Regions from separate parts of the Homo sapiens genome. Here region 1 is linked to region 2. The links are chromatin loops, found by intact Hi-C in ENCODE. Cell type or tissue: Panc1. All regions are shown on one strand. Links, peaks and the distances in the headings refer to the core of each region. The heading gives the core; the rest is flanking DNA. Region 1 has its middle 47 kb from the start of LINC00963. Region 2 has its middle 25 kb from the start of C9orf50.

The links. Hi-C counts contacts between places; a loop is a spot of excess contacts. Peaks named below come from ENCODE experiments on the same cell type or tissue, not always from the same donor. Only the 100,000 strongest peaks of a DNase experiment are listed, where the experiment ranks them.
Region 1: a loop joins it to region 2, with 12 times the contacts of the local background. A loop is called at or near these places in 4 of 110 quality-filtered maps.

What each region holds. Positions count from the first base shown.
Region 1 is chr9:129,529,848-129,541,730 of GRCh38, reverse strand. No RefSeq gene overlaps it. Among named protein-coding and RNA genes, the nearest start is that of LINC00963, 47 kb to the right of the region's middle. In Panc1, for the core only: no CTCF peak of the experiment used is centred there; no DNase peak of the experiment used is centred there.
Region 2 is chr9:129,590,019-129,601,901 of GRCh38, reverse strand. No RefSeq gene overlaps it. Among named protein-coding and RNA genes, the nearest start is that of C9orf50, 25 kb to the left of the region's middle. RefSeq lists an enhancer at 1,133-1,632 and a silencer at 4,266-4,485. In Panc1, for the core only: no CTCF peak of the experiment used is centred there; no DNase peak of the experiment used is centred there; H3K4me3 peaks cover 963 bases; H3K27ac peaks cover 317 bases.

The DNA of each region.
Region 1 (11,883 bases), core at 2,247-7,246, 60 kb after region 2:
CAAACTGTACAAATGATCATTCAATACATATCCCTGCTCCAGGCTTTCTTGCCTAGATACATTTCCTTCTTGATTTAATTATATTATTTCATGTCAAAAATTTCATTAGGATTATATAGTTTTTACAGACAATGGTTGTGGCAGAGTTGCTGGTTGTCCCCCAATATCCACTCTTCCTGTCTTGCAAAGTAATAAAATTTTTTATCTGGACATGTGGTAGACCCGATAAGAACTATATTTCCCAGCCTCCTTTGGAGCTAGCTATGGATTATGGGATGTAAGAGGAGTGATACAGTGTGTGTGACTTACAGATCCTACTCTTGAAAGGAAACAGCACACCCTGCCCTTTCTGTTGATGGGAAGGAGGGTGCAGTGGTGAGCCATCTTGAACTAGGGGGTTCAGAGCAATATTACAGGGATCAAGAAGCAAGAAAACATAAGGGGCAGGGCGTGGTGGCTCACGCCTATAATCCCAGCACTTTGGGAGGATGAGGCGGTTGGATCACTTGAGGTCAGGAGTTCGAGACCAGCCTGGCCAACATGGTGAAACCCCATCTCTACTAAAAACACAAAAATTAGCTGGGGGTGGTGATGTGCACCTGTAATCTCAGCTACTTGAGAGGCTGAGGCAGGAGAATCACCTGAACCCAGAGGCGGAGGTTGCAGTGAGCTGAGATTGCACCACTGCATTCCAGCCTGGGCAACAAGAACAAAGATCTGTCTCAAAGAAAAGCCCCGAGCTGGGCGTGGTGGCTCACACCTGTAATCCCAGCACTTTGGGAGGCCGAGGCAGGTCGATCACGAGGTCAGGAATTTGAGACCAGCCTGGCCAACATGGTGAAACCCCGTTCCTACTAAAAATACAAAAATCAGCTGGCATACTGGCGGGCACCTGTAATCCCAGATACTTAGGAGGCTGAAGCAGGACAATCACTTGAACCCGGGAGGTGGAGGTTGCAGTGAGCTGAGATCATGCCACTGCACTCTAGCCTGGGCAACAAGAGCGAGACTCTGTCTCAAAAAAAAAAAAGAAAAAAGGAAAGAAAGAAAGAAAACATAAGGAACCTGAGTCTCCAATAACTCGGAGCTGCCGTATGACTATTTATGCCCAGACTGTTACTTAGGGAGAAAGAAAATTCTATCTTTGTGAGCTGCTAGTATTTTGGATCTCTGTCAGAGCAGCTGAACTTCTATCCTAGGATAATAGCTAGATTTACCAATATCATTTATTAAATTATTTGTTCACTACCGCTCCTTGATACTCCTTCCCTTTTAATTTATGTTTCTTTTTGGCAGAGAATCTCTTTTAAGAGTTTTTGCAGCAAAAGTTTGGGGGTGAAAAATCTTGGGATTTGTAGGTTTGAAAATGCTTTCCTCTCCAAGTGGATAGTGTTGAAATGAAGAAGAAGAAAACATTGGGCCAGGTGCGGTGGCTCATGCCTGTAATCCCAGCACTTTGGGAGGCTGAGGTGGGCAGATCACGAGGTCAGGAGTTTGAGACCAACCTGACCAACATGGTGAAACCCCATCTCTACTGAAAATACAAAAATTAGCCAGGTGTGGTGGTGGGTGCCTGTAATCCCAGCTACTCAGGAGGCTGAGGCAGGAGAATCGCTTGAACCCGGGAGGCGGAGTTTGCAGTGAGCCAAGATGGTGCCACTTCACTCCAGCCTGGGCAACAAAGTGAGACTCCATCTCAAAAAAAAAAAAAGAGAAAAGAAAAAGAAGAAAACATTTTCCTTTCACTCCCCTTTTTTGTTTTAGCTCTGTCACGCGGGCTGGGCTGCAATGGCATGATCAGGAGTCACTTCAGCCTTGATCTCTCCAGCTCAAGGGATTGTCTCACCTCAGCCTCCCAAGTAGTTGAGATTATAGGCATGTGCCACCATGCCTAGTTAATTTTTAAATTTTTTGTAGAAACAGGATCTCGCTAAGTTACCAGAGCTAGTCTCGACTCCTGGGCTTAAGCGATCCTTCCACCTTGGCCTCCCAAACTGCTGGGATTACAGGCATGAGACACCTCACCCAGCCTGCTCACACTCTTTACTGACAGTTTAGCTAGGTATGTTAATCTGAGTTGGTAGTTAATTTTCCTCAACACCCTAAAGGTATTATTCCATTGTTTTCTTGCTCCTTTTGTGGCTCAGGAGAATTCTGTTGGTTTATTTGTCATTTCTTTGTAGGTAATTGTTTTTCTCCCTCAGAGTTGCTTTTAAGATTTTATCCTTATTTTTGGCATTCTGAATTACAGTGTATCTAGGCGAAATGTGTATTTTTACTTATTTAGCCTGTCTTTCATTGGGCTTCTTTATTCTGAGAACTCATGTCTCTTTATTCTGAGAACTTACTCACTTTTTGAGAATTCTCAGCCTTTATGCCTTTGACTATGCCTCTCTTGTCATTCCCTCTATATGGTACTTCTAGAAATTCCTATCATATGGATGCTTGACCTTCTAATATTATCCTCCATTTCTCCTAATTTTCTTTGATATTTTTCATCACTTTTGCTGTATTGCCTTCTATGTGAATTCTTCAGTTTTAGCTTTCTATTATCCACCTCTCTCTTTGTGTCTAGTCAAGAGTTTATTCCATCTCGTGAGCTTTTATTTATTTATTTATTTATTGAGACAAAGTCTTGCTCTGTTGCCCAGGCTGGAGTGCAGTGGTGCAATCATGGCTCACTGCAGCCTCAACCTCCTGGGCTCAAGCAATCCTCTCACCTCAGCCTCCTGAGTAGCCCAGCTAATTTTTTAAAAAAATTTTGTCCACAAAAAAATTGAAAATAAAAAAAGACCAGGAATGGTGGTGCCACCTGTAATCCTAGCACTATGGGAGGCCGAGGTGGGTGGAACACTTGAGGCCAGGAGTTTGAGACCAGCCTGGCCAACATGGTGAAACCCTGTCTCTACTAAAAATACAAAAATTAGCTGGGCATGGTGATGCATGCCTGTAATCTCAGCTACTTAGGAGGCTGAGGCATGAGAATTGCCTGAACCCGGGAGGTGGAGGTTGCAGTGAGCCATGATCGCACCACTGCAATCCAGCCTGGGCCATAGAGTGAGACTCTCTGTCTCAAAAAAATAAGAATAAATATAAATTTTTTGTAGAGACATGTCTCACTATGTTGCCCAGGCTAGTCTCGAACTCCTGAGCTCAAGGGATCCTCCTGCCTAAGCCTACCAAAGTGCTGGGTATTACATGTGTGAACCACTGTGCCCGGTGCCTTCAGCTTTTATATCAGTGTCCTTCTAGCCTTAGCATTTGATCTATGGCTTGTGAAATTTTGTCTTCGGTGAGTGAGGCTTTTAGGATATGTATACACTGAATGGGGTGGCCCACCAAAGTGTGAACAGGAGTGGGAGAATATGGGTCATTTTTATTCTCTTCTATACCTTTTAGTATTTATCAAGTATTTTTGAATGATATCTATATAAAACAAGCCAAAGCTGTTTGCTTAAACATTTTGTTTTTATTTATTTATTTATTTTTGAGATGGAATTTCGCTCTTGTTGCCCAGGCTGGAGTGCAATGGCGCGATCTCGGCTCACCGCAACCTCCGCCTCCTGGGTTCAAACGATTCTCCTGCCTGAGCCTCCTGAGTAGCTGGGATTACAGGCATGTGCCACCACGCCCAGCTAATTTTGTATTTTTAGTAGAGACGGGGTTTCTCCATGTGGGTCAGGCTGGTCTCGAACTCCCGACCTCAGGTGATCTGCCTGCCTCGGCCTCCTATAGTGTTGGGATTACAGGCATGAGCCAACGCGCCCAGCCAAGTAAACATTTTATTAATGAATAATATACAGAAAATGGCAGAAATCTTAAATGTTTAGTTTGATAAATTTTTACAAAGTGAACACACCTATGTAATTACCATCAAGATTAGGGCATGATCAGCATCTAGAAGCGTTCCTCATACCCTCCAAGTCATTAACTCCTAGAAGATTACCATGGATTCGACTTTTATCATCATAGAAAAGTTTTGCCTGTTTTTGGAATTTTTATAAATGAAATCATTCAGTATATTCATTTACATTTGACTTATCTTATTCATATTATGTTTGTGAAGTTCATAAATGTTGTTCTGTGTAACAATAGCTCAATCATTCTCTTTTCACATTTTTAATTTTTTTTTTGAGACAAGGTTGCCTAGGTTGGAGTACAGTGGCACAGTCTCAACTCACTGCAACCTCCATCTCCTGGTCTCCAGCAATCCTCTCACCTCAGCCTCCTGAGTACCTGGAACTATAGATGTGTGGCCACCACACTCAGCTATTTTTTATAGTTTTGGCACAGACAGGGTTTCACCATGTTGCCCAGGCTGGCCTCGAACTCCTGCGCTTGAGCAATTCGTCCACCTTGGCCTCCCAAAGTGCTGGAATTCCAGGCATGAGCCACTGTGCCTGGCCTAATTTTTAATTTGTGTGGGTACATAATAGGTGTATATATTTATGGAGTACGTGTGATGTTCTGAAGCACAATTGTACAATTGTTCTTTTTTTTTTTTTTTTTTGAGACAGAGTCTTGCTCTATTGCCCAGGCTGGAGTGAAGTGGCACAGTCTCGGCTCACTGGAGCCTCTGCCTCCCGGGTTCCAGATATTCTCCTGCCTCAGCCTCCCAGGTAGCTGGGATTGCAGGCACGCACCACCACGCCTGGCTAATTTTTATCCTTTTTTTTCTTTTTGAGACAGAGTCTCGCTCTGTTGCCCAGGTTGGGGTGCAGAGGCGCGGTCTCAGCTCACTGCAACCTCCACCTACCAGGTTCAAGAGATTCTCCTGCCTCAGCCTCTCGAGTAGCTGTGACTACAGGTGCCTGCCACCATGCCCGGCTAATTTTTTGTAGTTTTAGTAGAGACGGGGTTTCACCATGTTGGCCAGGCTGGTCTCGGTCTCCTGACCTCGTGATCCACCCTCCTCGGCCTCCCAAAGTGCTGGGATTACAGGTATGAGCCACCGTGCCCGGCCCCAATTTTTATACTTTTAGTAGAGATGGGGTTTCACCATGTTGGCCAGGCTGGTCTTGAACTCCTGACCTCAGGTGATCTGCCTGCCTTGGCCTCCTAAAGTGCTAGGATTACAGGCGTGAGCCACTGCACCCGGCCAGTTCACTTGTTCTTAATGTTTAGTATTCCATTGTGTGACTAGCCCACAATATAGTTCCACATTCTCCTATTGGTGGATATTTGGGTTGTTTCTGGCTTGAGGTTGTTGGGGCTCAGAAAACAATGCCTCAAAGTAAAAGCTTCAGAAGCAAAGTTTCTCCCTGACCTTTCCCTGCCCTTCTGTCTCTCACCCCTCATTCTCCCCTGAGGCGAGCCATGGAAACTACAATTCCTGTTCCCCAAAGTGGATCATAGAAACCAGAACCCTCTTCCCTGAAGCCAGCCACAATGCCTACAAATATGACCCTAACCCTCCTTCACCTTTCTGTGTAACAGCTGGCCAGAAAGACATTTTTCTGACCTACCTTGTTTGATTGTAGGTCATGGGACCCTCATTCCAGGGAACGTCCTGCCGCATACCTGGAAGGAAGGAACGTGCACAGAGAGGCCAAGAAAAGTCTAAACAGACTGGCCTTGCTGGGTTTCCATACTCAGCCTCTTACTATTAGATCACACCCTTTTGGTCCAATCATATTTCTATGCAGTTGTCTATACTTGATTGAACCTAAGTATAAAAGTGCACAGTTCACCCTGGGTCTTTGGGTCTTCATTCTGAAAGCTCCCATAATCAAGTAAAACTATTATGAAATATATTTATTATGTTCTTTTTTTTTTTTTAATGGAATCTCGCTCTGTTGCCCAGGCTGGAGTGCAGTGGGGCACAATCCCGGGTTCAAGTGATTCTCCTGCCTCAGCCTCCAGAGTAGCTGGTTCTACAGGTGCATGCCACCACACCAGGCTAAGTTTTGTATTTTTAGTAGAGACGGGGTTTCGCCCTGTTGACCAGGCTGGTTTTGAACACCTGACCTCAGGTAATCCACCCACCTCGGCCTCCCAAAGTGCTGGGATTACAGGCATTAGCCACTGCGCCCGGCTTTTTTTTTTTTTTTTTTTTTTGAGAAGGAGTCTCACTCTGTCACCAGGCTGGAATGCAGTGGTGCGACCTCTGCTCACTGCAACCTCCAACTCCCTGGTTCAAGCCATTCTCCTGCCTCAGCCTCCCAAGTAGCTGGGACTACAGGCATGTACCACCACGCCCAGCTGATTTTTGTATTTTTAGTAGAGACAGGGTTTCACCATGTTGGCCAGGATGTCTCGATCCCCTGACCTCTGATCTGCCCGCCTCGGCCTCCGAAAGTACTGGGATTACAGGTGTGAGCCACCGCGCCTGGCCCTCTGTTATGTTCTTCTCTTATTAATCTGGTTTTTTGTTTGTTTGTTTGTTTGTTTTTTTGAGACAGAGTCTCACTCTGTCACCTAGGCTGGAGTACAATGGTGAGATCTCGGCTCACTGCAATCTCTGCCTCCTGGGTTCGAGCTATTCTCCTGCCTCAGCCTCTGGAGTAGCTGGGATTACAGGCATGCACTACCACGTCTGGCTAATTTTTGTATTTTTGGTAGAGATGAAGTTTCGCCATGTTGGCCAGGCTGGTCTCAAACTCCTGACCTAAGGTGATCCCCCCACCTTGGCCTGTGTTTCACTGTGTTGTCCAGGCTGGTCTCGAACTCCTGGGCTCAAGGGATCTTCCCACCTCAGCCTCCCAAAGTGTTGGGTTTACAGGCGTGAGCCACCGTGCTCAGTCTTATGTTGGTTGATTTTTTAAACTCTTAAAATTATTGAATCACTCTTGCTTCCTGGAATAAATCCGGCTTGGTCATGCTATGATATTGATAGCACTTGATATTGTTTGTTTTTTAGAACTTAGCCATTTTAATAAGTGTAATAGCATCCCAATGTGGTTTTCATATAAATTTTCCTAGTGACTAGGGAATGACATTGAGTATCTTTTCATTCATTAATTTACCATTCATATATCTTCTTTGATAAGTATCTGTTCAAATCGTTTGCCCATTTAAAAAATTGTATTGTGGCCCGGTGCGGCGGCTCAGGCCTGTAATTCCAGCACTTTGGGAAGCCAAGGTGGGTGGATTGCTTGAGGTCAGGAGTTTGAGACCAGCCTGGCCAACATGGTGAAACCCCGTCTCTACTAATAATACAAAAATTAGCCAAGCGTGATGGCTCACGCCTGTAATCCCAGCTACTTGGGAGGCTGAGGCAGGAGAATTGCTTGAATCCAGGAGGTGGAGGTTGCAGTGAGCCAAGATTGTGCCATTGCACTCCAGCCTGACCCACAAGAATGAAACTGTGTCAAAAAAAAAAAACCATATTGTTTGTCTTTTTTTTTTTTTTGGAGACAGGGTCTTGCTCTGTCACCCAGGCTGGAGTGCAGTGCTGTGATCATGGCTCAGTAGTACAGCTTTGACCTCCCAGGCTTAAGTGATCCTCCCACCTCAGCCTCCCAAGTAGCTGAGACCACAGGTGTGCACCACCACACCTGGCTAATTTTTGTATTCTTTGTACAAGTGGGGTTTCACCATGTTGCCCAGGCTGGTCTCAAATACCTGGCTCAAGCGACCCATGAACCTTGGCTCCCTAAAGTGCTAGAATTATAGGCGTGAGCCACTGTGCCTGGCCTGTTTGTCTTTTTATTGTTAAGCTCCTAGAGTTCTTTATATAATCTGGATATAAATCTTTTGTTGGATATTTGGTTTGCAAATATTTTTTCCCAAACTGTGGCTTATTTTTCCATTCTTTTTTTTTTTTTTAGACAGATTCTCACTCTGTCACCCAGACTGGAGTGCAGTGGCACGATCTTGGCTCACTGCCACCTCCGCCTCCCGGGTTCAAGCGATTCTCCTGCCTCAGCCTCCCAAGTAGCTGGAATTACAGACATATGCCACCACGCCTGGCTAACTTTTGTATTTTTAGTAGAGACGGGGTTTCACCATGTTGGCCAGGCTGGTCTCAAATTCCTGACCTCAGGTGATCTGCCTGCCTCGGCTTCCCAAAGTGCTAGGATTATAGGCGTGAGCCACCGTGCCTGGCCTTATTTTTTCATTCTCTTAACAAAATTAATACAAGTAAATGTTTAAATTTTGAAGGAAATCTAGTTTATTATTTCTTTTATGGATCATGCATTGGTGTCATATCTAAGAACACTTTGCTTATCCCAAGGTTACAATTCCCCAATGTTTTTTTCTAAAAGCTCTATTGTTTTACATTTTATATTGAAGTGTATGATAAATTTTGAGTTAATTTTTGTATAACATGTGAGATAAGGGTTGACATTCTTTTTTTTTTTCCCACATGTGGCCATCCAGTTTTTCCAACCCCATTTCTGGAAAAAAAAAAAAAAAGTTATCCTTTCTCAATTAGATTGCCTTCGCATCTTTCTCAAAAGTCACTTGGCTGGCCGGATGCAGTGTCTCATGCCTGTAATCCCAACACTTTGGGAGGCTGATGCGGGCAGATCACCTGAGGTCAGGAGTCAAGACCAGCCTGGCCAATATGGCAAAAACCCATCTTAAAAAAAAAAAAAATACAGGTCGGGCGTGGTGGCTCACGCCTGTAATCCCAGCACTTTGGGAGGCCGAGGCAGGTGGATCACCTGAGGTCAGGAATCGAGACCAGCCTGGCCAATATGGCAAAAACCCATCTTTAAAAAAAAAATAAAAAAATTAGCCAGGCATGGTGGTGTGTGCCTGCCTGTAGTCCCAGCTACTTGGGAGGCTGAGGAACGAGAAGTGCTTGAACCTTGGAGGTTGCAGTGAGCTGAGATCACACCACTGCACTCCTACCTGAGTGACAGAGTGAGACTCTGTCTCCAAAATAAATAAATAAAAATCACTTGGCCACATTTGTGTGGTTCCATTTATGAATTCTCTGCTCCACTGACCTGTATGTCTGTCCCTTTACCATTCCCACACTGTCTGCTTACTGTAGCTTTATATTAATACTAAGTCTTGAAATCAGATGATGTCACTCTCCTAACTTTGTTCTTTTTAAAAACTCTTTTTGTTATTCCATTTCCTTTTCTTTTTCATATAAATTTTAGAATTAGCTTGTTGACTTCTACTAACAATTATCCTTAGATTTTCTTTGGGATTGGATTGAATCTGTAGATCAGCTTGACCACAGTTGACAGCTTCACAATATTGAGTCTTCTAATCCATGAACATGGTATATGTCTCCATTTATTTAGGTATTATTTCATTAATGTTCTGTAGCCTTCAGCATACAGATTTATACTCAAATATTTATTTTTTCAGCACTATCTCTTAGTTTTCATTTCTAGTCATTCATTGGGAGTGTATAGGAATATACTATTTATTTTTTATCTTTGTATATTGATTTACATCCTGTGACCTTGCTAAACTTTTTAGTTCTATGGGATTTTTAAACATATAAAGTCTTTTTTCTTTTTTTTTTTGAGATAGAGTCTCACTATATCACCCAGGTTGGAGTGCAGTGGCGTGCTGCTGGTTCACTGCAACCTCTGCCTTCCAGGTTCAAGTGATTCTCGTGTGTCAGCCTCCCAAGTAGCTGGGACTACAGGCATGTGTCACCACGCCTGACTAATTTTTGTATTTTTAGTAGAGATGGGGTTTTACCATGTTGGCCAGTCTGGTCTTGAACTCCTGACCTCAAGTGATCTGCCCTCCTCAGCCGCCCAAAGTGTTGAGATTACAGGCGTGAGCCACCTCATCCAGCCAACATATACAATCTTGTGTGTGAAGACAGGCAGATTTCTTTCTCTCTCTCTCTTTCTTTCTTTCTTTCTCTTTCTTTCTTTTTTTCTTCTTCTCTCTCTCTCTCTCTTTCTTTCTTTCTTCTTTCTTGGCTGTATGTCTTTTCTCCTTGCCTTACTGCATTGGCTAGGAATTCCTTTCTGGTGTTGACTAGCAGTAGTGACAGAAAACATCCTTGCCTTGTTCCTGATTTTAAGGGAGAAAGCATTCAGTCTTTCACTATTAAGTATGATCTGAACAATCCAACACCAAATCTCAAACCAAAGGTTGCTTTCTAGGGCCACTGTCTAGGGCTTGAGAATTGAAGTAAAAGTGAAGGGCTAGTAATGTGTTAGGGAGCGCAAGCACAGGAAAGCTAGAAGAGGGGGAAATAGGAAAAAAGGGAGAACTCATATGAAAGTACGTGATTGATCTGGCCACTGCTTGATGTTAATCACGATTGATTTCTTGATCTTGGGGAACCATCTGGCACATGCATGGACATTGAGTGGATCCCATAGCATTTGGAACACAAGCAAGCATGGAACAGCCCGTGGGGGCCGGAGGTGAGAATACTGTCGGGTTGTGCCTGCACGGAGCTGTGCCCATGCGGAACTGGTTGGGACAGAACAAGTGGCCAAGACCCTCATAAACTGATGGAGCTGAGAGGATTCAAGATGGCACATATGATTATATGGGAAACTTATCCAAATTTAAATCTTTCTCAACTGCTTTTCAATTTTCATTTGTATACGTGTATGCAGTTTAAAGCATCAAGTAGGTCCATAATGTTTATTATGAGAAACTACAGCCTCCTGTCCCCCATCCCTGAATTCCTCAGCTTTTTTGCTCTTAGATGCAAACTCTTTGAACTCTTGTAGCTGTTGCTTTTAAAATTTACCTCTGTATCACTAAATAACTGTGTGTGTGCGTGTGTGTGTGTGTGTTTAGTCTTAAGCATTGTGTATCAACTTTCCACAAAAGAAAAAAAATGTGCCAGGCGTGGTGGCTCACGCCTGTAATCCCAGCACTTTTGGAGGCTGAGGTGGGCAGATCACCTGAGGTCGGGAGTTCGAGACCAGCCTGAATAACATGGAGAAACCCCATCTCTACTAAAAATACAAAAATTGGCCAGGCATGGTGGTGCATGCCTATAATCCCAGCTACTCAGGAGGCTGAGGCAGGAGAATCGCTTGAACCCGGGAGGTGGAGGTTGTGGTGAGCCGAGATTGTGCCATTGCACTCCAGCCTGGGCAACAAGAGTGAAACCCCGTCTCAAAATAAATAAATAAATAAATAAATAAATAAACTGTCTGACTTTCACCAGCACCACTACTCCCTCTACCCTCACCCTACTTACTGTTTCATCATTCTTCCAACATACTTCAGTCATAATTTGGGCTAGCTCAATATTGAAAGTTTACAATATTGTGATTGTATAAATCCTCTTCATCTCCTGTGCTAAGTAAAACACTGCAGTTATTTTTTTTCTTCCACAGTCTTTTGTTTTCCTTGTAATAATATTGCCTTATTTTTATTTATTTGACTTCTTGGTTTTCTTTTTTCTTTTTTTTTTGAGACAGAGCCTCACTCTGTCACCCAGGCTGGAGTACAGTGGCGCCATCTTGGCTCACTGCAAGCTCCGCCTCCCGGGTTCCCGCCATTCTCCTGCCTCAGCCTCCCGAGTAGCTGGGACTACAGGTGCCCGCCACCACGCCTGGCTAATTTTTTTGTTGTATTTTTAGTAGAGACGGGGTTTCACCGTGTTAGCCAGGATGGTCTGGATCTCCTGACCTCGTGATCCGCCTGCCTTGGCCTCCCAAAATGCTCGGATTACAGGCGTGAGCCACCGCGCCCGGCCGACTTCTTAGTTTTCTATCTCACTTCATCCCAAACCCTTATTCAGCAGCACAAACTGCTGCTTGGTACATCCAAGCACATCAGTTAATCTTTCAGTTGCATCTTCTTGGAAACATTTTTTTGCAGATCCTTCTGGTTTGTTTCAATCTCTCTGGCAGCTTTCTAGGCCTGCTGAGATCTCCCTTCACCACCATCTTGGGAGTTCTCACTGTCTCTCTTCTGCCTTTGTTTCCCACTTTCCCCTCTTTCTTGGTTTATTCCCTTGTTTTGGTGGAGCTTGTCCTCTAGTAAATT
Region 2 (11,883 bases), core at 2,584-7,583:
AAATTTCTAGCGTTTGTGGAGTTAAGACCCTAATATTATGGGCCGGGCAGGGTGGCTCATGCCTGTAATCCCAGCTACTTGGGAGGCTGAGGCAGGAGAATTGCTTGAACCCAGGAGGCGGAGGTTGCAGTAAGCCGAAATCATGCCACTGCACTCCAGCCTGGGTGACAAAGACTCCGTCTCAAAAAGAAAAAAAGACCTTAATATTATTTATCGACAGTTTTTGGTGGTTTAATAGAATTGAGGGTAAATCTAACTTGCAAATTTTCCTTTTGATCTCCTTTTTCTTTTAGGAGAGAACAGAGCCGGCTTTAGAGCAAGACTGGAGACCGCTCCCTCTGCTCTCCTGTTCCCAGTCAGGACTCTCCTGGGGTTTGCAGTCCTGGGGTGTCCCTGAGCACGTCCGTCCGGCAGGATTCCTGGTTGCCAGCCTTGACTCCCCCTGCTTGTCCCTCCCCCCGGCACCCCAGCACTGAAGTCCTGGGGACTCCTCTGAGCCCCAAGGCCCCGGCCCCTCTGCCTCCTCCCTCCTCTCTCCTTCTTCCCCCTCTGTGCTTCCCCTCACACTCTGCAGTAGGCCTCTGGCTTCTCCTTTAGCTCCTGAGCCAAACTCCTTCACACCCCAGGGCCTTTGCACATGCCCTCCTCTCTACCCAGAATGCTCTCCTACCAGCTTCACGGGTTCCCACTTAACATCAGATCTCAGATGTCACCTCCTCAGGGAAGCTCTTCCAAATGAAACCAGCTCCCCACAGTTCTCCTTGTGTGGCACTTACCACAATCAGGACGGAACAGTGGTGGCATTGCTGGCACACATGGACCATACTCAGTAGCCCCTGAGCTCCAAGAATGCAGAGACTGGACAGGTCCCTAACACAGAGCCTGCCACAGAGAAGGCCCTGAATGAACGCTGCGCAAAGGGATGGGGATCCTATCTGTGAACATCTCCCTGCCACATACCGTGCCTCAGTTTCCCTGCCTATACGGCAAGGGGGAGGGTCCCGTGCCTGCACTTGCAATGCAGTGTTTCTCAGATGTTCCCTCTGGGCTTCTGGCAGGGATCACATTCATTTCACGGTATTTGACTTCTTTGATTATCTGATTTTTCCAGGGAGGAATTTTAAATCTCTGGGCTGGGGCGGCATCTGCTAGATACCTGGGCACTTGTCCCAGCCCACCAGCCTGGGTACATTCAGCATCATGCTGGAAGCCCGTTAAAACTGCCCCCTCTTGGCAGATTAGGCCCCACGCAGAGACACCCTTCCAGGGCTCTGGAACCATGCAGTGTTTGGTGCGAGTGGGTAAGCAGTACAGCTCTCTTTGGGCAAAGCTCTAAATCAAGTGCAGGGGCATAGGAGCCAGGCAGACTGGGTTCCAATTCTGACTCAGTCACTTCTGGTGAGACTGGGGCCCACCATTTACTTTTTATTTGAGATGGAGTCTCGTTCTGTCGCCAGGCTGGAGTGCAGTGGTGTGATCTCAGCTCACTGCAACTGCCACCTCCCTGGTTCAAGTGATTCTCCTGCCTCAGCCTCAAGAGTAGCTGGGATTACAGGGGCGTGCCACCACGCCCAGCTAATTTTTTTGTTTGTTTGTTTTGAGATGGAGTCTCGCTCTGTCGCCCAGGCTGGAGTGCAGTGGTGCGATCTCGGCTCACAGCAACCTCCACCTCCCCGGTTCAAGTGATTCTCTTGCCTCAGCTTCCAGAGTAGCTGGGATTACAGGTGCCTGCCACCACGAGTGGCTGATTTTTGTATTTTCATTAGAGACAGGGTTTCATCATGTTGGCCAGGATGGTCTTGAACTCCTGACCTCAGGTGATTCACCTGCTTTGGCCTCCCAAAGTGCTGGGATTACAGGCGTAAGCCACTGCACCTGGCCTAATTTTTGTATTCTTAGTAGCAATGGGGTTTCACCATGTTGCCCAGGCTGGTCTCGAACCGCTGACATCAGGTGATCCACCCGCCTCGGCCTCCCAAAGTGCTGGGATTACAGGCATGAGCCACTGTGCCTGGCCTCACCATTCACTTCTCTGTGTCTCAGTCCCAGGCCTGCGCAATGGTCGTATCACTGTCAGAGGTGTCTGAACCAGGGCAATTCCATCTTGAATGGGGCTGGGTAAAATGAGGCAAGACCTACTGGGCTGCTGCATTCTCAGACGGTTAAGGCATTCTAAGTCACAGGATGAGATAGGAGGTCGGCACAAAATACAGGCTATAAAGACATTGCTGATAAAACAGGTTGCAGTTAAGAAGCTGGCCAAACCCCCCAAAACCAAGATGGCAACCAGAGTGACCTCTGGTTGTCCTCATTGCTAGACTCCCACCAGCGCCATGACAATTTACAAATGCCATGGCAATGACAGGAAGTTACCCTATATGGTCTAAAAAGGGGAGACATGAATAATCCACCCCTTGTTTAGCATATCATCAAGAAATAACCATAAAAATGGGCAACCAGCAGCCCTCAGCGCTGCTCTATGGTGTAGTCATTCTTTTGAGACAGAGTCTTGCTCTGTCGCCCAGGCTGGAGTGCAGTGGTGCGATCTCAGCTCACTGCAACCTCCGCCTCCTGGGTTCAAGCCATTCTCTTGCCTCAGCCTCCTGAGTAGCTGGGATTACAGGCACATGCAACCATGCCTGGCTAATTTTTGTATTTTTAGTAGAGATGGGATTTCTCCATGTTGGCCAGGCTGATCTCAAACTCCCGACCTCAGGTGATCTGCCCACCTCAGCGTCCCAAAGTGCTGGGATTACAGGGGTGAGCCGCCGTGCCTGGCCTATTCCTTTACTTTTTTTTTTTTTCTTCTTCTTCTTTAAGACGGAGTCTCGCTCTGTTGCTAGGCTGGAGTGCTGTGGTGTGATCTTGGCTCACCGCAACCTCCGCCTCCCAGGTTTAAGCTGTTCTCCAGCCTCAGCCTCCCGAGTAGCTGGGACTACAGGCGCGCACCACTACGCCCAGCTAATTTTTGTATTTTTTAGTAGAGATGGGGTTTCACCATGTTGGCCAGAATGATCTCGATCTCTTGACCCCGTGATCCGCACACCTCGGCCTCCTAAAGTGCTGGGATTATAGGCATGAGCCACCATGCCCGGCCTATTCCTTTACTTTCTTAATAAACTTGCTTTTACTTTATGGACTCACCCTGAATTCTTTCTTGCGAGAGATCCAAGAACCCTCTCTTGGGGTCTGGATCTGGACCCCTTTCCTACACCACCACCTCCCAGCTGGGGTTCTTGTGTTGATCAAGATGCTTCCCAGCCTGGGCCTGACACACAGTAAGTGCCCTGCCCCTCTCACCCCAGAGGCAGTGGCTAAACCTCAAGTCTCTGGGGCCCCAAAAATCTGCGTCAATACCCAGCTCTGCCCCTTGTCTGGCTTCGCAACCTCTCGGTGTCCGTTTCTGGGTCTGTAAAGCGGGGGTGATACTACTCCTGCGCCTGCACCCCACGTTATGTCAGTGTCTGCTTTCCAAATTCCCAGCCTGGACTCACCTCCCCTATGACTGTTTTGCAATCAGTGGGGACCACGGGCAGGGAGGAAGGTGGAGGAAAGCCCAAGTAACTTTGTGTCAAGTCCCAGTTTTCCTGCCAGCTGAGACCTGGGGCAAGCGACACCCCCTCTGCCTCAGGCTGTTCACCTAAAAAAAGGATGTTCTTAATCTACACACAGGGCTCTGTGGGGCTTGGATGGGGCACGCGGACGGCTACAGAATGTCAGGCAGCCACTTCCTTATGGTTACACCAGAAAGGGAGAGCCATTTCCCTCCACCCTTACTTTAGGGACCGGGAAACAGGACGGCAAGAAGGAATGCGCTACACCTCAACCCGGAGGGAGGGCATTCAGCCGCCACCCCCTCAGCCTTCCAGGAAGCTGAGGCCCAGAGAGGGCCAGGCTGGACCACGGGTTACACTGCGGGCAGGGCTTGGCTGATGCAGGAAGCGGTTCCTCTCCGGTGGGATGGGTGGGGTCGGGCAGGTACCCCAAGGAGAGCCCGGGCTCCCAGCTTAGCTTCCTGTTCCTATCTCAGCTGTCCAAGGGCCACTGAATGTTCCCGAATGCCCCTCCCCAGAGGAGTCCTGGGCAGGGAGTAGGGCATTCAGGAAAGCTGAGGCCCAGCGACAGGTAGGCGCTGGCCTGAGGTCCCACAGCGCAGGCGGGTCCGAAGCCCCCAGTCTGGGTTCAGGCCTCCCCCGCCCTGCGGCGCGGCCTCGTGGCGTCCCCAGCCCTCCGTTCCCGGTCGCTGCCCTGCAGGGACTTGCCCAGCGGGGACGCGCCGGGCCTCCCCGAGGTCTGCGCCCGGCTGCAGCCGCGGGATGAAAGGGGAATCCACCGAAACCCGCCTCCCTCCCAGCTCGCCCGCCCCACCCGCAACCGGATCTGGCTGGGGGCGGCGGGCTTTGAAGTCCGCGCCAGCGGCCCCAGCGCTCGGACGGCTCCGGAGACTCCGGGAGGCCGACTTGAAAGGGCAAGCCGCGGGCCGGTCCAGCCTTCCCGGGACAGGGCCGGGGAGAGCGGGGAGGAGGAGGGGAGGGGCGGGAGGGGGAGAAAGGGGAGAGTGAAGGGGAGGGGGCGGAGGGAGGGACAAAGGGTCCCGCCTGACGCCCTCCCCAGGGCCCAAGGGCGGCCCAGCCCCGCGCTAGGAGCGAGGAATGAGTTATCCCGGCATTCAAGGCCCTGCCGTGGGTGCCCTGCGCGCCACCCGTTTCTTCCTCCCTCCTGGCCCCTTGGCCAGACAGAACTGCTTCTCAGCTACTGCCTCACTCCGGCCTTAGCACACGCTGTTCCTTCTGCCAGGAGCGCCTTTCCCATCTTCCCCTCCCAGGCTCCAGCCTCAGCTCCTCCCTGCGGGGGATGGGAGGGAAGGGCGTCCTCTCTTCCTGTGGGGCCTCCCATAAACCTCCTGCCCTACCCTCTTCCCGGGTGCCCTCCTCCCCGGCCCCCTGCCTCAGCGTCCCCCAAGGCTGCTCAGACTCTGGTAATCCCTGGCCCAGAACCCCAGCTGTGGACACCTGGAGGGCATCCTCGCATCCCCCAGTCTGGACAGCTGTGGGTGGGCGCAGGAGACAGGGAGAGGGGGTCCTTCGATAATAGCGATCACAATACTAATAAGCCTTGGGGACTGGTCAGTGTGTGGGCGGGTGCTGAGAGAATTCCAGGGTCCTAGAGCCCATCGGCCCCGCGCACTGGAGCCTTATAGCTTCCAATGCACCCATGCAGGCGCACCATAGCCTCTTTCTCCTCCCTGCCCATCAGATTGCAAAGCTGGGTGACCCCTCTCCCGACCTCCAGCCGGGACCTCCTCCTCACTGCAGAGGGCCCCCAGCTGCCGCCTCGGCCCTTGGGTTCAACCACTGGCAGCCCCTAGAAAGCTCCAGCCCCACCCCCAGGGTTCTCTGTCCTCAGAGTCCCAGGAGGCTTTGCAGCTGTCTCCTGGAACCCTCTCCTCTGCCCACCTAGTGGGCTGATTGCCTGGTTTCTCCCAGCTCCCCAGGGCTGCTGGCTGAGGACAGAGTTTTTGTTCCAAGTTGCAGATGAGGACACTGAGGCCCACAGAGAAGTTGAGGTCTCGAAGCTGGTGGGATTGAGGTGGCCATGCTGGCCCCTGAGGAGCCAAGAGAGAGGGGCCCCCAACAGGCTGTGTCTAATAGGACAAGAGTGCCGCCATCTTCACAAGTCTCCACCATCTTAAAAGTATCAAGTTTCCATGTCTCAAAACTGTCCGCAAATGTCAACCCTGCCCATAGCTTCAACAGAGCATAAGGCTGTAACTGCAGCAGAACCTCACAAAGTCCCCAACAGTCACAACCAGCCAGCACTTCCCCAACTCCTCCACATAGAATCTTTCCTCAAAGCACACTTCCGGGCTGGGCGCGGTGGCTCATGCCTGTAATCTCAGCACTTTGGGAGGCTGTGGTGGGCAGATAACCTGAGGTCAGGAGTTCAAGACCAGCCTGGCCAACATGGTGAAACCAGGTCTCTACTAAAAATACAAAAAAATTAGCTGGGTGTGGTGGCAGGCGCCTGTAATCCCAGCTACTCAGGAGGCTGAGGCAGGAGAATTGCTTGAACCTGGGAGGCGGAGGTTGCAGTGAGCTGAGATCCCACCATTGCACTCCAGCCTGGGCAACAGGAGTGAAACTCTGTCTCAAAAAAAAAAAAAAAAAAGCACACTTCCCCAACCAGGCCCTTTAAAAAGCCTCAGGCTATATGAGAAGCTTGCTCCTGAGCCTGCTGGCCAGAAGCCCTTCTCAGGTTTACTCTTAATAAATCCATCTCCACTGTAGAACTGCCTTCTTGCCTCTTCTTTCCTTCATCTTTCTATTCCAATACTTGCTGCCAAACCCCGGGATGAGTCTTGGGGCTGAGAACTCTTGCAACCCAGGAAGCAGTGGGCCCCGACAGCTCATCCCTGGCTAATTCCTGGATCCTGAGGGTTCTCTGGCTTCCCGCCTAGTCCCTCAACTCTTCCTCTTTTTTAAAAGTGATTTGCATGAGGTAATTGAGTGACAGGAGAGGACTTCGAGGCTGTGGCCAGGGCTACCCCTGGATGGGTTCTCAAAACTCCCGGACCCAGAATTTTGCCTCCAACCGCTGGATCTGGGCAATTTACTTTCTGTTTCTCCCCAACGGCTCCAGTTTGAGAGGTCCTTTGCTGGTTCCTTCTAAAACATCCAACACCAGACACTAATTAGTAAGGTTTGCCCCCACCTGTCTCTCCTGTGCTACCCAGGAGACTCAGGTCCGCAGTCCCGGTCTCCTGGGGACCATTAGGACCATCAGAGACCTTGGGAGGGTGACGTTCAGGGATGCCTGACCTTTCCCCTCAGTCTACCTCCTCTTGAGAGGATCTCCCGTCTCTGCCCTTTTTCTGGGGATGCCTAGTCTAACGGCAGACACCCCTGGCCTTTCCTTGCCAAATCTCAATGGGCTCCAATCAATCTCAAATTACTCCTTCCTCCCCTCTAGGTTTCCTGATTTGTAACCTTTCTAAACTCGGTATAAAGGGGGACATTAAAGTAAAGTGCCTTATATTCTTTTGCAATACTGCCTGGCCTCAGGCCAAGGGCAACCGTTGGCCTGAAAACGGCACATTCGACCACCAAATTTTAAGGGATTTAGATAACTTCATTTATCGAAATGGCAAATGGCAAGAAGTTCCTTCATTTACCTTTGCTCACGTCCTTCCCTCTGCCAAGATTGTTCCCCACACCTCTAATTTGCTCCTTAATCTCTGTTGTTGGCATAAAGGGCATTCAGAAAACTCCCCTCCAAACACTCCCCTTATATTGTTCCTTTCGGGACGTCACCCTCATACATTGCTTCCTGTTAATCCCACATTGCCCCATGCCTCTTCTAAGTAGAGACCTGCTGCACAAATTGCGTGGCTTCCTCCACCTTTGGGCTCTTGGCCAAAGCCATCCCTACTTATTTTTATGCCAGGAACCCAAATTCTCCCTACCTGAAGTTAAGGAGCCAACACCTGACCTTAGCATTATAACTCAAACAAATCCTATTGTTTGGTCAACACAAATTCTGCAGTCGTGGCGGCCCACCACTCCCCATTAAAATTTCATTAAAGGATCCTTCTCATTAGATCACAGTCCAACAGTATTCTGTCAGCCCTGAGAGGCTTCGGGGACTCAAGCCCATCATCTCCCAACTGTTAGCTGCCAACATCCTCATTCCAACCCATTCCCCTCATAACACCCCTATTGTCCCTGTCCGGAAGCTGGATGGGTCCTACCGGCTTGTCCAGGACCTTCGTCAAATCAATTCTGCTGTCATCCCTACACACCCAGTCGTTCCTAATCCCTATACACTCCTCTCCAGAATCCCCCCTCATACCAGTCATTTTTCAGTACTAGACCTCAAAGTGCCTTTTTCAGGCCAGGCACAGTGGCTCTCGCCTGTAATCCCAGCACTTTGGGAGGCTGAGGCGGACGGATCACGGGGTTGGGAGATCAAGACCACCCTGGCTAACACGGTGAAACCCCGTCTCTACTAAAAATGCAAAAAATTAGCCTGGCATGGCGGCGGGCGCTTGTAGTCCCAGCTACTCAGGAGGCTGAGGCAGGAGAACGGCATGAACCCGGGAGGCGGAGCTTGCAGTGAGCCGAGATTGCGCCACTGCACTCCAGCCTGGGCGACAGAGCGAGACTCTGTCTCAAAAAAAAAAAAAAAAGATGCCTTTTTCACTATACCTCTATACCCTTCTTCCCAAAACCTGTTTGCTTTTACCCAGATGGATCCAGATACCAACATTTCCCAACAGCTCACATGGACTGTCCTCCCCCAGGGTTTCAGACACAGCCCCCCAACTTTTTTGGACAAGCCCTTCAAGCAGACCTCTCTAAACTTTGCCTAACACCTCCCATCCTCCTTCGCTATGTAGATGATCTGCTGCTCTGTTCCCCTTCAGAGGAACTCTCTATTCAGCATACTGTTACCCTTTTAAACTCCCTCACCCAGTACAGCTACCAGCTGTCCAAAAAAAAAAAAAGGCCCAATTAGCCTCCTCCAAGGTTTCATACCTGGGCCTCATGATTACCCCTGCCACCTGGGAAATTCCCTCAACACACAAGCAGATGGTCCAGAGCATCCTATTCCCTCATACCAAAAGAGACTGTCTCTCTTTCTTGGGACTCATGGAGTACTTCCAGCTATGGATTGCCAATTTTGTAGTGATTGCCACGCCATTATATGAGGCCTCAAAGGGAAACCTCGCTGAGCTTATTGCCCCTACTCCTGAACTTCATCATGCTTTGTCCTGCTTAAAACAAGCTCTAACCTGGGCCCCTGCTTTGGGTCTCCTTAACCCCAGCCGACCTTTCCATTTATACTTACACAGCTCCCAAAACGGAGCTTTAGGCCTTTTGGCCCAGCCCACAGGGGACTCTCTTCAACCTGTTGCATACTTCTTCAAGCAGCTAGATCTTATCTATAAAAGTTGGCCTCACGGCTGGGCACGGTGGCTCATGCCTGTAATCCCCACACTTTGGGAGGCCGAGGCGGGCAGATCCCCTGAGGTCAGGAGTTCGAGACCAGCCTGACGAACATGGAGAAACCCCATCTCTACTGAAAATACAAAATTAGCCGGGCATGGTGGTACATGCCTGTAATCCCAGCTACTAGGGAGGCTGAGGCAGGAGAATCGCTTTAACCTGGGAGGCGGAGGTTGCAGTGAGCCGAGATCGCGCCATTGCACTCCAGCCTGGGCAACAAGAGCGAAACTCCGTCTCAAAAAAAAAAAAAAAAAAAAAGTTGGCCTCTTTGCCTAAACATTTTAGCCACAGCCTCTTTAATTATCCCAGAGGCACAAAATTTCATCTTCTATAAACCCCTGCAAGTTTATTCATCACATGACTTGCAAGATATGCTCAGCCACAGGGCACTTCAAACAGTATCCCCTTCCCGCATCCAGACCCTGCACTCAGCCATTCTCCAATCCTTTCTCTCCCTCCGTAAATGCTCCCCTCCTAACACCGCCACCCTTTTACCCTCAACACCCCTCTTAGAGTCACCCCTGCACTCCTGCACTGATATCACTGATGACTCCCTTATCACGTTCCATCATTTAACCAACGCACCTATAAAGGGAGCTCCAGGCTGGTTTCTAGACAGCAGTGTGTCCAGAGTTCCTCCTTTCTCAGCAGGGTATATTATCATGGAAGGATACCGTGATGACACCCCCGTCCTCCCTCCCTGAAGAGTCATAGAAGCCTCTTTCTTACCAGCAGGCACATCCTCCCAGCAGGTAGGCCCATAACCAGGGCCCTAACCCTAGCAGCAGGAAAACAGGTCAATATTTACACTGACTCCAAATATGCATAGAACATCATTCATTCCAATGCCCAAATTTGGAGTGAACGCGGTTTCCTCACCACAAAGTGAACCCCCATTGTTAATGGAAAGCTCATTCGCCATTTGTTACAGGCTGCCTTGCTCCCAAAAAGTGGCAATAATTCACTGCAGGGAACACCAATCAAATGAGGGTCATATTTCCTTAGGAAATCGCAAGGCTGACAAATGAGCCAGAATGACCTCAGCAAATCAAGAAATTCCCCAATATCTTTTTTTTTTTTTTTTGAGATGGAGTCTCGCTCTGTCCTCTGTCGCCCAGGCTGGAGTGCAGTGGGGCGATCTTGGCTCACTGCACCCTCTGCCTCCCGGGTTCAAGCGATTCTCCTGCCTCAGCCTTCCGAGTAGCTGGGACTACAGGCGTGTGCCACCACGTCTGGAAATTTTTTGTATTTTTAGCTAGATACATGGTTTCATGCCCCCTGAAAGCCTCCCTGCCACCAATAAAAGAGCCTCTACTGTGGCCGCCAAACTACTTTCTGTGTGTATGTGTATGTGTGTGTGTGTGTATATATATATATATACACACACACACACACATACACACACACACACACATATATATTTGAGACCAAGTTTCACTCTTGTTGCCCAGGTTGGAGTGCAATGGCGCGATCTCAGCTCACTGCAACCTCTGCCTCCCGGGTTCAAGCGATTCTCCTGCCTCAGCCTCCTGAGTAGCTGGGATTACAGGTGCCCACCATCACACCCAGATAATTTTTTGTATTTTTAGTCGAAAAAATACTTTAGTATTTTAGCCACCTGCCTTGGCCTCCCAAAGTGCTGGGATTACAGGCATGAGACACCAGGCCTGTCCTCCCCAAATCTTATAAAAGCCCTTCATATTACTTGGAAATTCCATATTCCTTACTGATCTCCATCTTCTGGGAAGGTAGAAAGGATGAATTGCATTCTAAAAAATACTCTCACAAAATTCTCCTTACAAACCCACAAAGACTGGACCACCTTATTGCCCCTCGCCCTTCTCAAAATTAGGGCTCTCCCTCGCAAACCCCTAATGATTAGTGCATTTAATTCATGTACAGGAGACCTCTTGCCTCTTTTACGCCATCTCAAAAAAGCCCCTTCACTCCCCGATTCCCTTGTTACTCCACTCCTACAGGCAGTCCGCAGTTTCCTTTGGAAATGTGTGAACTGCACCTTACCCCAACCACTCCCAAGCACAGACAACCCCTCTCTCCATCAGTGAGACTAGGTTCTCCAAACCCCAAGAGAAACCCCCAGCAACCCTCTTAAGCCCAAGCAGGATGGCCCTTATTAGATTATTCTGGCTACCCCACAGCCACTAAGCTCAAGGGAATTCCTAATTTGTTCCACCCCTCATCCCTCAAAGAAACCATCCAGCCCCCCACCAACTCAGAATAAAACCCTCTCAACCTTTTCCTGTGTTTCCACGGGGCCTACATCTGTCTGCCTAACCAGGATTCCCAAAGAAGAAACTTCCACCTAAACCTCTCTATTAAAAGCCTATCACCCGGGCGCGGTGGCTCATGCCTGTAATCCCAACACTTTGGGAGGCCGAGGCAAGTGGATCACGAGATCAGGAGTTTGAGACCAGCCTGACCAACATGGTGAAACCCTGTCTCTACTAAAAATACAAAACTTAGCCGGTTGTGGTGGTCCGCGCCTGTAATCCCAGCTACTCAGGAGGCTGAGGCAGGAGAATTGCTTGAACCTGGGAGCTGGAGGTTGCAGTGAGCCAAGATCGTGCCACTGCACTCCAGCCTGGTGACAGAGAGAGACTCCGTCTCAAAAATAAAAATAAAAATAAATAAAAGCCTATCAATCTTCTATGTTGCCCTCTCCCCACAATTTTCACCTCTTCCTCACACTCCTTAGCTCAGACATTACCTGGTCCCCTCACGAGGAGCCTCTAGTTTCCCCTAATCAAACCTTTAACCTTCTGTTGGACTTATGGCTTCAAGGTACCTCCTAGGATTTCTCCCCCACCCAAATAACTTTCTTTTCCTTCTGCCTGATGTTCCCTCTCCCCTAAGTTTA